Linked DNA regions of Homo sapiens: region 1 is linked to region 2. The links are chromatin contacts, found by Hi-C or POLR2A ChIA-PET in ENCODE. All regions are on one chromosome and are shown on one strand. Each heading gives the region's core, a stretch centred on a gene start or an enhancer-like site at or near the end of the contact. The rest is flanking DNA. Distances are from core to core; before and after follow the strand shown. Region 1 overlaps FASLG (Fas ligand). Region 2 overlaps DNM3 (dynamin 3).

What was found. A loop is a pair of places that touch in the nucleus more often than their neighbours do. ChIA-PET counts read pairs that join two places held with the same protein, here RNA polymerase II (POLR2A). Pooled maps may share reads with other maps.
Region 1: a pooled map shows a loop between it and region 2 (2.7-fold over the local background). The contact joins two enhancer-like sites. A Hi-C loop is called at or near these places in 4 of 50 pooled maps. POLR2A ChIA-PET finds 5 or more read pairs at or near these places in 3 of 52 experiments (T-cell, activated CD4-positive, alpha-beta T cell and activated naive CD4-positive, alpha-beta T cell).

What each region holds. Positions count from the first base shown.
Region 1 is chr1:172,659,338-172,664,759 of GRCh38, reverse strand. FASLG (Fas ligand) reads right to left here. Exons shown (of 4, transcript NM_000639.3): 1 at 5,211-5,422; 2 at 4,620-4,665; 3 at 370-426. Among named protein-coding and RNA genes, the nearest start is that of FASLG, 2.9 kb to the right of the region's middle. Within about 2 kb of position 1,864, at least 4 of the 41 ENCODE cell types and tissues checked have a DNase peak (open chromatin) inside an H3K27ac peak, as active enhancers do.
Region 2 is chr1:172,391,251-172,396,063 of GRCh38, reverse strand. The region is part of intron 20 of DNM3 (dynamin 3); the gene reads right to left. It overlaps LOC102724528 (a long non-coding RNA gene), which reads left to right. Exons shown (of 3, transcript XR_001738294.3): 3 at 1,654-2,313. Among named protein-coding and RNA genes, the nearest start is that of C1orf105, 27 kb to the left of the region's middle. Within about 2 kb of position 1,808, at least 14 of the 41 ENCODE cell types and tissues checked have a DNase peak (open chromatin) inside an H3K27ac peak, as active enhancers do.

The DNA of each region.
Region 1 (5,422 bases), core at 615-3,114, 270 kb before region 2:
AGAAAACCAAGAAAGCACTGACTAAAATAAGTCCTCATTCCTCACCTTCTCATCTCTCACCTCTTGGATCTGTGCCCCCAATCCCCCAAGGGACTTTGGAATGACTGAAAAGAATGAGCTTCTTATGGGCAGGGGTCATGTCATAATCAGCTCCAGGTCTCCAATTTAGAAGAGGGCCTTGCCCAGAGAATAGGGGATCAAAGTGTGTTCATAAGACTGACTCGACAAGAAAAGTGTTAGTATTATTGGGTTCAAATACTGTCTCCAGGAAGTAACAACTCTCTAGAGCCTGGTAATGGAAACCAGGCAGCCATTTTGCCTTTTGCCAAAAGCTTTCCCAAATCTCACCTGTACCTTCCAGATACAGACCTGTTAAATGGGCCACTTTCCTCAGCTCCTTTTTTTCAGGGGGTGGACTGGGGTGGCCTGTATCATAGAGAGAGGAAAAATATATGTTAAAATGAAATAGCAACTATTATTTTGGTGGGAATTTAAATCCAATCATTTTAAAAAAAAGATTTTAAAACCGTAAATGGCAACAGTCTAACATATACTAATCATGTAGGTCTGAACTGCAGGATTCATAGTAGTCTATATTTCAGAAACAAAGAGGTAAAAAAATAAACCAAATTAAGATTGACATATGTATAAATTATAATGTTACAATAAAACATAATTAATATAAACATTTATTCATAAAGAGCTGTCATGTCAGTTATTGCATTTAGAACTCACCACAACCCTTTGAGGTAGGTATTATTGTCCCACCTTATCGATTGCAAAATGAGCTTAGAAGTTGGGTGACTAATCCAAGAAGACCCAGCTAGTCAGCATCACAGATGGGACCACACCCTGCTCTCCTGACGCCAATTCCAGGGCTCTGTCCACTCTGATTCTCTTGTTCCAAAGACTTACAGGACAGAGGCTGAAGAAGACTACTGATCTGTCTGCGTGTCACCAGATCTTCCCCCAGTGACATTTTACAATCTGCCCCAAATTAATTATCTTAAGACCTCTGACAATCACCTCATATCACTGAGTCCTCAAACACCTTTAATTGCTCCTCCCCGAAGATGCCGTCGTATACAAGTATCCCCATCACACAATCCCAGCCCATCTGTCCAGCCTTATCTCCTTACTCCCACTGAGCATTGCCACACAACGGGAGTTCTGTGGCCTACACATACCCCCACTTTCCTTCCTCTGTGCCTTTGTTCATGCCATGTCTTCTGCCCGTAATGTTCTTTCAAGCAGATTTCTGTGTCAAATTCCTAAACATCCCATAAGGACTACCTATTACCGCTTTCTTTGGGAAACCCTCTCAAGCCTTTTTTGATCAAATATGATCTGCCCCTCTTTTGAAATCTAGGATCCCTCTGTCTTCCCCTCTCTTGTCATTTCTGACTCCTCTTGTCTCTGGGGTAACTACATAAATTATCTTATTCCCCTCAAATAACGACAAGTTCCTTACGATACGTTGAGTTCACCAGAGAAGCCCAGTTTCTAACACAGGGCATGTTACTAGCAAATGTTGGACAAATTAAATGGAAGGATAGACAATAGTTCTCAAAACAGACACTATTTCTCTGACTTCAACTGTTTCAGACAAGATAGACAGCTGCCACTTAGCTAATGAATTCAGCTAACTGAGACTTCAATAAATATTCACAGGAGATGCTTGTCTATGTCAGGTTCGTGATTAGCCTGTAAAACTCACATATGGTATGAGAATGGCCCAATCCACAGAGAACATTAGCTGAGCAATCATGACCTCTCTAGTCATCCAAGACAACCCACCATGTAGGAGGTGTTAGCGAACAGGAAAGGCAAAACTGAGTCTCCTCTGCATTCCTACACCGCAAACCACCCGAGCAACTAATCTGGCACTCAGCCACGCACCGGCAGGAAACGGAACAGAGAACCACATGTTGCATGTCTTTATATCCCTCACAGAGCCTAGTACAACGTTATTCTTACAGAACATGCTCACTAAGAATATCTGCTGTACCTATACTGGAATAAATAAATTGCAAGGATATCCTAGACACTGGTTATGAGTGCTTCCTGCCCCAGGGTTTTTGCATGTGCCGTTCCCAGCGCTGAAATGCCCGCCCCCAGCCCCACCCCACTCCACAGCACATGCACACAGCCGTTCACTCATCGGGCTTCTGACCCCCAAGGTGTTAGCGTAAACAACACCTCCTTAAAGAAGATTCTCAGGTTGTACTTAGTACAACTTTGGAATTGCATGGTCTGTTTGCTTGCTTTTGTTTAGCTTCTTCCCCCTGCTAAAAGCTCCATAAGGACAGGCCCCCTGGGCTGGCTCATCCTCAATCAGCATCCAACACCCAACATCTAGCCTCACACATGTGAATGAATAAAAGATTTAATTAGTTAACCGGAAAAAAATGGAAAATGTAAAAAGGAGCAAATTAGAAAGTATAAATAATCTATAATAGTATCTCCCAGAGAAAATCACTGTTAGTATGTCAGTGTGTAAAACTTTCCAGTTCCTAAGAATATAAAAATGTGCATACATGGTTACATAGTCAGTATGAAACTAAACATACCCTTTTGTAACTTGTCTTTTTATCTAACAATACAGAGTGCACAATCCCCAAAGCATTAAATGTCCTTCTGATACATCACTTTTAGTTGCTGCTTATTATGTGCTTGTCTGAATACACCATAATGTATATAACTAATCTCGTATGAGGCATTCAAGTTTCTTCTGAATTATTTATTATAAATAGGCTCATAAGGAAGTAATGAACATCCTTATATATAAATCTTCGGGCACATCTCTGATTATTTTCTTAAGATAAATTCTTAGCGATAGGATTACAACGTAAACTACTAGTTACAAGCTTTTGCTATGTATTTCTAAAGCGCTCTTCAAAAAAAGTTATAGCAATTTACATGTATACTGGCTGAAACTAATGTTTGCACAGGCACTTTTCTCTCAAATCTTTGTCAGTCTGGGTTTTTTTTTAATCTTTATTAATTTGATGAAAATTGGTATTCCCTATTTTTAATTTGCATCTCTTTTCTTATTAGTAAAGTTACTGATTTGATTTCCATGTGATGATTTACCAATTTCTGGTTTATTTGGGTTGATCTAGAGAACATAATTGCTTACTGGGGTAGATGGATCTGACTCACCTGATCATTTGACTTTTAATCACTAAATTGACTCCAGAGAGTGGGTGAAAGATGAATAATTAGATACCTATCAGACCAGGCACATTCCACAGATTTTCAAAATGATCTTATTTCAGACGTCCTCCAGAGGCTTTACTTTTCTATCAAATATTTCCACTCTGCTTGTGTACATATGGACTTTCTAACATTTAAGGATTAGGACACAGAAGCAGGGGCCAGAGCATCCCAACAGTGGCTCATATAAGAACTTAACAGTCTAGGATAGTAGACAGGCGACTGGGTCATGTGCAGTAGCCACATCCGGAGAAACTGGAACTTGCTTCACTTAATAGATGGCCAGTGCTGCCTTCTTCTTTATTCTGAGTTTCTAAGGATGAGATCTACCTATAGTCTTTGCAGAGGTATCCTGCTTTTCATCTATTTCTTATTCCATGCTCACTACAGAGAGACAGGAGTTTCCCTCCTTCATGAGGCACCAGTCCAGTACTGGAAAGCCCTGTAGGTGACAAGGCATCAAGAGCCTGTGTTCCTTCTAGCCCCAATGGCATACCAGTGGTCTTGGGCATATTCACCTAATCCATCTGGTATTTTGTTTCTCTTCCAAAAAATGAAATGGCTGGACTAGATATATTCTAAGCTTCCTTCCACCTCTAAAAATTCAATGAATCTCATTGTAAATCTAAATCTAAAATTTCAATGAATCTTAGACTAGTGAAGCACACTGTAAAATCTATCTGTACAGAGCTTGCACAACTATGCCCTGAAATTTCATGAGATCAGTGTTCAACCTATCATCTTCTTGCCCTAGCTCCCATACAAAGGATTTTCCTTTGTGATCAAGGGTACCTCATGACTGCCTCTGTGGGTGAAGCTGAACATCCTTTGAATGATGGCTGAAGTCTTCCCTTAAGCTTCTCAGTGACTTCAAGAAAAACCATTCTAATGTGGGGAATTGATTATCCATGTTTTAAAAGCTTACATCCTATAAAACATATTGTAAATAAAGCTTCAATGTAATCTCTTTAGGGCATTTAAAAGAGGAAAGGACGTTTCTCAGAAACATCTGTCTCTGCCTTCATTTCGCCTTCTCTTCCCAGGAGTTACAGCCACTGGCGTGTGTGCCAGGACCAGGATGTCTGTGGAAGGGGACAGGCCTGGAGCCACTTCTCAGGGGGCAAAGGTCCAGGGTTGTATATGTGTGTCTCTTTCCAAAGTCAAGTGGAAGTGATTTTGAATTGTGTGCAGTGCTCAGCTATATTGATTGTGAGCAATTCAATTCACTTCACATTTTTAAAGCAGCTCAAGGAATCATAGACCAGAGATTCTGAATTAGCCAGAATTCCTCTTATAGTGTACAGAAACCAAAGTGTGGGACAGAATTTAAGGCATTCCATTAACATAGTTCTGTGCTGAGGATCATCTTTGGGAACTCAATGTACATGCGAAAAAAGACTCACCTATTTGCTTCTCCAAAGATGATGCTGTGTGCATCTGGCTGGTAGACTAGTAAAACAGAAAGAGAAAAGATGTATAATAAAAATAAAATTCTTTAAGCAAAAGAGGCAGAATCGTCAAATAAACCAAGCCCTGGAAAGAGAATCCAAATACCTCAGAAGTTCTGCTAACTTGGGCTTTGGCCAAGCAATTTTGCCTCACTGTCCCTCAGTTTTGTGATTTGGAATCGTACCAATTTTCAAGATTTAGTTTGGTCATCTGAACAAATTTACTTCCAAGCAAAACTTAAAAGTTTTGTTTGTTTGTTTTTTACTCCTTAAATCAATAGGTATGAGGCAGTAAGTGGTTCAACAGACTGAGTTGACAACTGAGGAAAGACAAACTGTTGGGCTCTGATTCTTTACAAAGTAAAAAATATTCCCTTCACCCCTATGAGCCTCCATTTCTCTGTCTATAGAATAGAATAACTAGAACAACCCATTTCTAAGAAAAAAAAAAAAAGGATTGAAAAGCACTTTGCAAGCCAGGCAGTGGGCCCTCCATCCCCTTATGCCTGGTGCCTCCAGGGCACAGCAGTCTGCCGGCAGGCTTACCTCTCGGAGTTCTGCCAGCTCCTTCTGTAGGTGGAAGAGCTGAAACATCCCCAGGCCCAATCCTACCAAGGCAACCAGAACCATGAAAAACATCACAAGGAGACACAGGCCTGTGCTGTGGTTCCCTCTCTTCTTCAGGGGTGGCAGCGGTAGTGGAGGCAGTGGTGGCGGCGGCGGCGGAGGTGGTAGTGGTGGCGGTGGCGGTGGTGGTG
Region 2 (4,813 bases), core at 559-3,058:
ACAGGGCAAAAAGTGCCATGAGGAGACGGCGCAAATACCTAGCGGCTTTAGACTTCTTGCCTTGTGTAGGAATTCTTTCTTGGTCAGAGTTGCCATGGGATCTAAACTTGATGTAAATACTTAATGTGGCATCAATGCACATGTAAATTCTATCATCAAATCTAGTGCCTTTCAACACTGCCCTCCCATCCCCCACATTTAAAATACTGGCCACACCAACAGTGTAACAGTCTTTTGGCGACAGCATTTGGTAAGCCAGATGGATTTAATTTGGCAACTTAAGGGTGTAAATATATGTTTAGATTCAGGGGTTCCCCCCGACAACACTTACAATACATTGGCAATGGTAAGCTAAAGGATTTCAATGTCGAGTGTTTTAAAATTCTCCCTTTGAGCAGCAATGAAGTTATGACAGGCAAGCAAAAGCCATCAAACTCTCAGCTAAATCCTCAATGTTTTTCTTACATTGCTGGAGGTAGGCATTTAAGGCATGTTTCTGAGTGAAAGATGAAGCATTTACATTTTCATTTTTAATTTCCTGGCTCTTATTGGCTAAAGCAACTCTAGTAAACGTTATTTAAATTTTGCTTCTAGGCCTGGTGTGGTGGCTCATGGCTGTAATCCCAGCACTCTGGGAGGCTGTGGTGGGTGGATCACCTGAGGTCAGGAGTTTGAGACCAACCTGGGCAACATGGTGAAACCCTATCTCTACTCAAAATACAAAAATTAGCTGGATGTGGTGGTGCACGCCTGTAATCCCAGCTACTCAGGAGGCTGAGGCAGGAGAATCGCTTGAAGCCAGGAGGCAGGGGTTGCAGTGAGCCGAGACCACGCCACTGCACTCCAGCCTGGGTGATAGAGACTCCGCCTCAAAAAAAAAAAAAAAAAAATTGCTTCTGATCTTTCACAGAAAGAAGGAAGAAGTTCCCCAGCAGTCCTTTCTTCTAATTTGTTGCTTGGATAAAATTTAGAGGTGAAAGAGCTATGAGCAATGTCATGCCATGAATCGTTGACGTCGTTAAAACAAGAAATAACAAGAACTGTCTGAATGTGAAGGTTTCCCTGTAAAAATCATTCTTTTCTTACAAGTGAGGGAAACAACGAAGTGCAGTGATGAAATAGAAGTACTAGCTTGTGTGTCATCTACAAATCTGTATCTGCTTACACTGGGCAAAACTTTTTTTTTTAAACCCCCCTTTCTTTGAGCTAACATTAACTTGTATATAGGAATATTCAGCAGATTCCAACTGGTGACAATTTGCTACTGACTGGTTGCAGGAAGAATAATAATCCTCTACTGTGCATTTTTCACTGGCCAGTGGCTTCTCTGCCAGACTCCTGTCTTGGCTGTTTTCCTCTATCAGTCAGGTGAAACTCAGGGCAGGGCTTGGTCCCCTGAAACTCAGGAAGGCTTTCCCTGCAATGGCTGAAGCTTCAACAATTTAGAGCCCCAAAGAGAACAATGACAGAGCTATTTGCTATTATTTGTCATGGGATGTGGAAGCAGTTGTGTTTGGTTAGCTTAATGCCAGTTACCACTGGGCTAACAGCAGCATATTGTTATATTTACTGCTGCTGTCTGCATTTATGTTACTTGTACTTTGCCTTATGTAGATCCTTTCTTATTTTCCTTTTCCTTTTACCCTCTTACAGCATAGGATGTTTGGAAGAGTGAGATAGGGGACACATTGAAAACAGAGAGGCAATCTGAAGGCTACCTTGACGCATCTGCAAAGCTCCCAGATTCTGACTTTCACAAGACTTGCTTTCTGTTTCTGGGCCTCGCCTAAACAGACTGCCAGTCATCCGAACCGTGGCAGGATGGAGATGTTTGTGTAAGGTAGACTCAAGTTTGCAAGACTCAAGAAGGAAACCACCAAACTAATTTTACTTTCACTTAAACCAGATTGAAACCAAGACTTGAAGAATTAAAAACTTTGACATTAACCATTGATTCACTCCAATGAAATAATTGTGTTATAGCCAGAATCATGGTGAAATTGGAACAAGGCTTTTGATGGGATTTTTAATTGAGGGACTTATATTAAATTGGATATTTTCTTTAATGAACAGCATGTGGCCAAAATTCTATTTTCATTAAAGTATATTAAGCATCATGACAACTCATATTAAACCTGCAACAAATGATTAATGACATTTAGAGACTTCAAATGTCATGAGACACCTTAAATATTAAGAATCAAAAAGAACACCTCAAAGTTGTTTCTATTCTTAGTAATTATGCTTAAAAAAACATCTTTCCTTGCTTTGAAAGCCAGTTGCTAAAAATAAAAACTGTTCCATGAAAAATCACAATGCCCAATGATAAATTTATGTATTTGTTTTTTAAAGGGGGAGGATGGTGAGAAAAATAGAAAGCTCCTGGCTGACATCAGAGGTCACAAGATGAGTTCCTCATTTGTCCAAATGACATTCAGCTGCTAAAAGAAGTCAGACTTTTAGAGGGCTGTTGAAAAGACAGTAAGTCAGGAGGTTTTCAGTACATGACTGCAGGGGAATCAGACACAGGCTAGTCACTTAAGTTGCTTAATTGTCCGTGTACCCTTAGCCCACGACTTCAGGGCTCAGCAGCTTCATCCTTCATGGCACCAAACCTTGACGTAAGGGATTCAAAGACACACTCATAAGAATCGTGAATTTGTCCTCATGCAAAATTTGGGGGACTGGCTACAAAACCGAAACAAGGAGATCGTATCCCTAAGTGAAAGGGACTTTATATTAATTGTCAGTTATAACAATATGTAAAATACATAAAAGAGATAGAGCACTGCAGGCCATCAAGGTCAAACATTTGAAACAGAATTAAACTAAATTATAAGGAGGATTAAATGGCTTTTGTCTTTGTAAAGAAAAGAATATGCATGCATTGATTGCCTATGTAGAAGGATTAATAAATCTTTTGGCATGGTCGATTTGTAATAAATTACTGAAAATGTGGGATTACAATGAAACTCTTAAAGTGTGCCACATAAGTCAAGGAAGCCACCTAAGTCATGGGATGGGCATGAGTGAGACACTCTGGAATAATCTTGATGCTACTCTGGGACTGCCCTTGCAGGGTGGGACATCAGCTTCACTAAGGGGCTCACCAGAGACTCCTTCAAGGGAGCATTTCTTGGTTTCCATATTGTGTTTATGTCATTTTGATGAGCTGGAGTAAAACCCAAATCCTTTCGAATGATTCAGTTTTGTCTTTTTAAAGAGAAACCATCATACTTGGTGAACAAGGGTGGTCAAAAAAAGTACTTGAATATTGAGTGATGAGGTTAAAAAAAAAAGTTTCTTCTTGCTTGGTTGGAGACCCTTCCTCCCACCCTTATCCCCTTTTGACTATTGCAAAATAGCTTAGTCCAAGGAAAGGGAAGAAGACAAATGAGTGAAATAATGCCAGAGTTCATTATTGCCAGGAAAAACACACTCGGATTCAGTGAATTTGTTCCGTTAATGTCAAAGACTGTGATTCCCAATTAACTAATTTTAAGAAGCTATATCTGAAAATAGTTACATCAGCTCTAAAGTTAATGTCTGATGAAGATCAGGATCTTCAATTAAGAGAATAGGAACCCTAAAGAGGTGGTGATGTCTGTTTAAGATCATCTTGTTAAGTAAATAAATACACACTGGATTGGATTTTCAAACAGCATTTAGCCCCTTCAGAGAAGTTGAGTGGAGGTGAGAGGGGAGGTGACAATCCAGATATTCTGGCAATAGAAAATGTTCCACAAATCACTGATTTGTGTATACTCAAGTTACCAATGACAGAAGCATACATACTAGTGAATCTCTTTGGGATAGAGATGCTTCTCTAGTTCAAGTGGAATTAATTAAAACAGGCATGTAGTTTGCAATATTTCCAGCTCCCTAACTGAAAGGCTCCATGCACATAAACCAGAACAGCTTGAGCAGCTGAGAAAAGCTGGGCCAAAAATGACTCCACCACCTCTCTCCTTCCTCTCCTTTTATATTGGAATGGAAAGATACAATAATATATATTTTTTAAAAGCAGAACACTCATGGTTTCTGTACAATTGCAAGTGTGCTTTGATTACCTTTGAATGGCGTTAACATAAAAGTATATATGCTCTTAAAAGTCAAGATCATAACTTGCTAATGAAGTCGTGAATTATCCAGAAGAAAACTATGCACAAGCCCATGCTGAATGGCAGAATCTCTTGTCTCTAAAAGTTCAGTTATTGCCTTTGTAATATTAAAGCCCAACAGGGAGCTGGCGGGACACCTTTTGTGCTGTCTTGTCATGTTATAGGTTTCTGGTTTCAGATACAAGAGGAGAAAGGACCCTTAAGAAAGTAAAAAACTTGAAAAAAAAAATCAAACTTCCTTCTCTGAAAACAAAGGGTTGTTTTCCCAGAGATGATGGATAATGGCATTTCAACTTTCTAAGTTTTTGATAGAGAAAATGGAGGCAAAGCACAGAGGGGAAATAGAATATATTAAACAAACAGAATAAGGTGAAGTTTCAACAAGCGCTTCTCTCAATTTCTTTCTTTCTCTCGTTCTCTCTTCCTTTCTTTTTTTGAAATCTTAAACCCCATTTCTGGCTTGTATTTGGTAGGATTCCTGCTCTGGCTTTTATTAAAAACAGACTTTATGTGGTCAGAACTCTCCATCTAAAGCTGGATTTAACAGGCATGGGGATCCTGACAGAGTCTTTCTTGCCCTCTCTCAGGTGACCACCCCTCCCCCAGCCCCCTTCCCCGGGATTTCCCTCCCAAAGCGCTGAACCAGCACAGAAACTTGAAGGCTCAGCACAAAACAACAAACTTTCCTCTTT